2 separate regions of the Mus musculus genome follow, and region 2 is linked to region 1. A link is a loop called in an ENCODE intact Hi-C map of the cell type or tissue named here. Cell type or tissue: gastrocnemius. All regions are shown on one strand.

Region 1 (2,500 bases):
GCCTATTCAATACTCAAGATACTTGGCCAAGGTTGCCCTCAGTTAATGTGTAAATGTAGATAGAAATGTAGAACTCTGGTTCTGCTTAGAATTTAGGCTCAAGCCATGTTGTGGGTGGGGCCTCTGAAGCTGCTTTTTACAGCTACTGCAATGCTTGGTGGGAAATGTAGCTCACAGTAACCCCCCAAAAGAGTTCCGGGTTGTTCGAGGGATATGAGCGTCACAAGAACCAAGGACAGAACTCTACCATCAGATCCAGTGTGAGAGAGAAGCCACTGTAGAAAGTGGGCAAAAGCAATCTCCGGGGTTGACCACTGGGCGGTGGGGTTCAGAGATGCTGCAGTGACAGACACCAAAGCAGTGAATCGGAGTAGACAAAAGGAAAACTGGGAGTGCCACAGTTTGTTGGGAAGGGAAGGAAGACAGACCATGAGTAGTCGAAGGAGGAGGTGAGGTTAGGGAAGGAACTTGTAGATTAGTTTGGTCTTAAAGATGAGACATTGCCAAACCAGTGTTGTTCAAATGATCCCTGAGGAGGCAGTGGAGTGCACTCGGGATGCAGGGAGATGATGGGGTGTGAGAACTACACAGGAGGAAGAAACGAAAACGGAAAGGAGAGAGAAGGAGTAAATTGAAAACTATGCCACTAGCTTTTACAGGGAGGACAGCAAACTGGATGGCACATAGGCAGACCACTTGAATGAAGATGCATTCTGTCCATTCTTAATTCAAACGGTCTTCTATACTCCGATAAAAAGCGTTTTCCAAATAAAATCATCTCTTTTTCTAAGCACACTTTGTCCTTATTTATATGACAGAATAAAAAAAATTAAACAAAACATGGGCCATCCATATGAAAAGTGGAGTCTAGCGGGATCTGACTATCCAGGTATGCTTGTGCCTGCACAACCAAGGCGCCCTGGAAGAAAATGGAAAGCAACAGCCTTCCAGGCAATCCCGGTTCCTCCAGCGCCACCCAGTGGCCACAGTGGAGAATGTCAGGAGCGCGCCGCAGACCTGGAGAACGGAGCTCAAAGCCTATAAAACAAGCCTTTGTGTTGAGAAGGTGCTTTTCCTGCCAAATCAAGTCACCGTGTGTTACAAATCCTGGAAGAGCAATCCGGAGGAACAAAGCCCTGATTTTTTTTAAAGCGAGTGTGGAAACCAAACCCTACTTCCTTCCTGAAGGATTAGGGCGTATTGAGGTTGATGGAGTTGGTCATCTTGTTTCAAGGATGACCTGCTGGCATCGCTACCTGGGCCCGGAGAGAGGGAAAATATTTAAGCTCTCCGGGGAGTTTATCAAAGGTTTTTCTGTTCGGGTTACTAAACGGTTACAAAGGGCTCTCTATGGCTGTTTTGCTCTATGCCCCACCACCACCACCACCGTTCTTGCTTAAAGTTTGTTAATAACACTGAACCTGACTCTCTTGCCTGCATAGCTAAGGGCAAATGGGCTTGTGAGCCAGAATGAATGGCACCTTAGATGTCCTTGTGTGCCTCCCTGCGGCAAAACGGCTTCTCAGTACCCTAGGAGGCAGGGGGGAGGGGTTGCAAGGAAACACACTAAATTGTGCTCTATTGCCCACAGGACACATGGTGAAGCACAAATATTTTAGACCTATGGGTCTTAGCTACTTTTCTACTGCTGTGATAAAATACCATGTCCAAGGCAACTTATAAGAAAGGCTTTTTAGTTAGGCTCATGAGTCCAGAGACTTAGAGCCCATGATGGCGGAATAAAGACATAGAGGCGGGAACAGTGGAGAGAGTTCACATCTCCAAGCGACAAGCAGGAGGCAGGGGGAACACTGGGAAAGACAAGAGTCTTTTAAACCTTAAAGCTCACCCCCTGCACCACGCTAAACTTCCTGCAACAAAGCCACACCTCCTAATCTTTCCCAAACAGCCACCAGTTGGAGATCAAGTATTCACACATAGGAACCTACAGAGGCCATTCGTATTCAAATCTCAACAGTGTGCGTGAGTGTTTGGCCCGCACGTATGTATATGTACCATGTACATGTCTGATGCCAAGAGAGGCAATGGATACCCTGTAGCTAAAGCCACCATGTGGTGCTATGCAAGAACAACAGGTGCTCTTAAAACACTGAGCCATCTCTCTAGTCCCAGATGATCGTGTTTCTAATGAGATACTATATATTTGGTGGTGATGAATTTTACCTTACGATACAGAGTGTTTTTTAAAATGCCATACTGTGAATTGTATATTAAATCAACATGCCTGTGTGGTAAGAAACTGAAGCCATTCTGTTTGAGGGTCTCCTGCCTGACTCGGGGGGGTTGCGGTTCTATTTATCTAAGAGCCAACACGGAGCCTTTAACCCGAGCCCATCAGTTGCTGCCCAGATCCATGCCTGCTCCAGACAGTCTGATCCCTAAGGACAGTCTGTTCCCCTGAGTGTGAGACCCTGTCTCATGGGGAGACCCTTGCAGCCTTTCTCCACCCCTAGGGGGCTTGGTGGCCTCAGTGGGACAG
Region 2 (2,500 bases), 110 kb before region 1:
CAGGATGTTCTTAGGCAAAGTCGCTATCATCACTGCAATATTGGTCTTGGGTTTCCTCCTCTGTGTCAGCAACCCGTCCTTTAAGGATGTCAGGTCATGTGTCTGTGTGTCTGTCTGCATGCAAAGGCCATCTCCTAGGTGTCTGCTATGTTCTCTTAAAAGACATTTTAGCCAGTGCCTCCATTTTGAGTAGCTTTCATGTATAAACGAATTCAGATTAATTTTTATGAACAGTCATTATACTATTATGCAACGGTTGGACGACTTAGCATGTAAGGTCTGCACTCGTGTGTATGTATGTACACATGCAAAGATAAAACATGTTAGAAATTCAGAGTGATGAGGAATGTCACAAATGTTAGACGTGGACATTTGTAAGGAAGGGCTACAGCATGATGTCCAAAGGCACAGGGACACCGTAGATAAGGCCAGCATGGGAGAGACGTTCATAAGGTTTGTCCTAGTGTCCCTAAGCATCAAGCTTTTCTGCCAGTTCAAGGAATGCACTTCGTGGGTTTAAAAGGGGGGACTTTCAGTTCTCTGTGGTCACTATTGGTTCTCCCTTGTGTTCCCTTCATGGCTGGACACTTAATAACCAGTCTGTCAGTCTGCCAATATGTCACCCATTGTGGTTAAGGCTTGACACTTAAGTCAGTGAAAAGGATTCTTTCTAGTTTTAGAACAGGAAACTCAGCCAAGTGTGCCATGTTCCAACCTTCACAGTGGTCCTGCAGTGTCACTCTGTCAGCCAAGTGTGCCATGTTCCACCCTTCACAGTGGTCCTGCAGTGTCACTCTGTATAACCTGATCACAGATTTTTGTTTTATTTTATTTTATTTTTTACTTTTTTAAAGATTTATTTATTATTATATCTAAGTACACTGTAGCTTTCTTCAGACACACCAGAAGAGGATGTTAGATCTCATTACAGATGGTTGTGAGCCACCGTGTGGTTGCTGGTATTTGAACTCAGGACCTTCGGAAGAGCAGTTGGTGCCCTTAAACACTGAACCATCTCTCCAGCCCCTGATCACATACTTTAAAAAAATTTTTTTGATATTTTTATTTATTTTTATTTTATGTGTATGGGTGTTTTGTCTACATGTGCACCACGTGCATGCAGTTCCCTAAGAGGCCAGAAGAGGGCGTCTGATCCTCCAGACCTGGAGTTACAGAGGTCTGTGAACTGCTGCAGGAGCTGGGAGCTAAACCTGGGTCCTCTGGAAGAGCAGCCAGTGCTCTTAACCACCGAGTGAGCCGGCTCTCTGGCCATGTGGTCACGTCCTCATCACGTGTCACATTCAAGCCACGAGCATGTGAGGCCGTCAGTCACCTGATAGTTCACACAGCTCTGTGCCTGCCTGACAGTGAACAGTTAGTAACAGGCAATCCTCATGTCTTAGCTAAGAATAGTCAACTGTTTTATGACTAATTCTACAGTGAACTGAATAATATCAAGTTACTTTATAGTGACTATCATGTTTTTACATGCTGAAGTTAAAACTTGTCTGTGGTCCTTGGACATTTCTGTTGAATATCAGGAGACTTGGCTAAGTTTCATAAACTTAATATTTTTGTAGTGGTGATTTTGCTCTGGATTCCTGAAACAATCTTTTTTCTTGATCTACTTAGTTAAAGAGCTTCCTGCTGTCACAGCGTGTCTTTAGTCACATGTGTGACTCAGTTTCCCCTCAGGTAAATGGGTCACCAGCTTACTCACACAGCATGGAGCAGGCCTGCCACACTGACAGTGACTGTTTTCTTCTGTTTCACCATAGCCTAACGATGCTAAGAGAGGCCTCTGACGAACCTGCGGCTTTGAGAGAGTCTGGGGTTCCCTTGGCAGAGGGCAGCCGCTGCACAGAGGACCCGAAGCCATGCCCTAGGGGGCCTGAGACAAGCCAGTGTAGGAAGGAGCCTGCTGAAGACCCTGGTCAGCTGCCATCTGGACTTCCCACCCTGGTAAACGTTCGCTTCAGCCTGCTAAAACAAAGCCCCTGTAGACGCCACCCAAGGGGTTACTTGTTTCCTCTCCTACATCAGGATTGGGGCTCCAAAGCTGACTGAAGGCTTTCGTGGAAATATCACTACTCAGCGTCAAAAGTACTTTACAGTTTCAAATGCCAGGAAATTAATCTTTCCTTTATACTTGGCAAAAACAGCACTCGCTCCTTGATATCTCTAAATGTTCTGTGAATGCTTGTTAAAAGTATTGTCTGGGACTAGAGATGTAGCTGAACTGGTGCAATACTCACAGCACTAGGTTCAGTCCCCAGCACCATACAGATAGCCACAGTGGGCACGCCGATGTATTTCTGGCACTTAGAAGATACAGTGAGAGGACCTCAGTTTATAGGCTGTCTGACATACAAGGCCCTATCTCCAAAACAACCAATCAACCAATAACCAAAAAAAATTTTTTTTTAATTAAAACAAATATTTTCTGACCCATGTGTGGTGAATCCTGTAATCCCAACCCTCAGGAGGATGATGAGTGTCA

What was found. Peaks named below come from ENCODE experiments on the same cell type or tissue, not always from the same donor. Only the 100,000 strongest peaks of a DNase experiment are listed, where the experiment ranks them.
Region 2: it touches region 1 in a loop (4-fold over the local background); 23 of 42 quality-filtered maps call a loop at or near these places.

Annotation. Positions count from the first base shown.
Region 1 is chr8:47,742,097-47,744,596 of GRCm38, reverse strand. No RefSeq gene overlaps it. Among named protein-coding and RNA genes, the nearest start is that of Gm31786, 6.8 kb to the left of the region's middle. In gastrocnemius, a CTCF peak has its summit at 994 (motif pointing left); a DNase peak (open chromatin) is centred at 977; H3K27ac peaks cover 395 bases.
Region 2 is chr8:47,848,768-47,851,267 of GRCm38, reverse strand. It overlaps Wwc2 (WW, C2 and coiled-coil domain containing 2), which reads left to right. Exons shown (of 23, transcript NM_133791.5): 18 at 1,779-1,962. Among named protein-coding and RNA genes, the nearest start is that of Cldn22, 26 kb to the right of the region's middle. In gastrocnemius, a CTCF peak has its summit at 1,123 (motif pointing right); no DNase peak of the experiment used is centred here.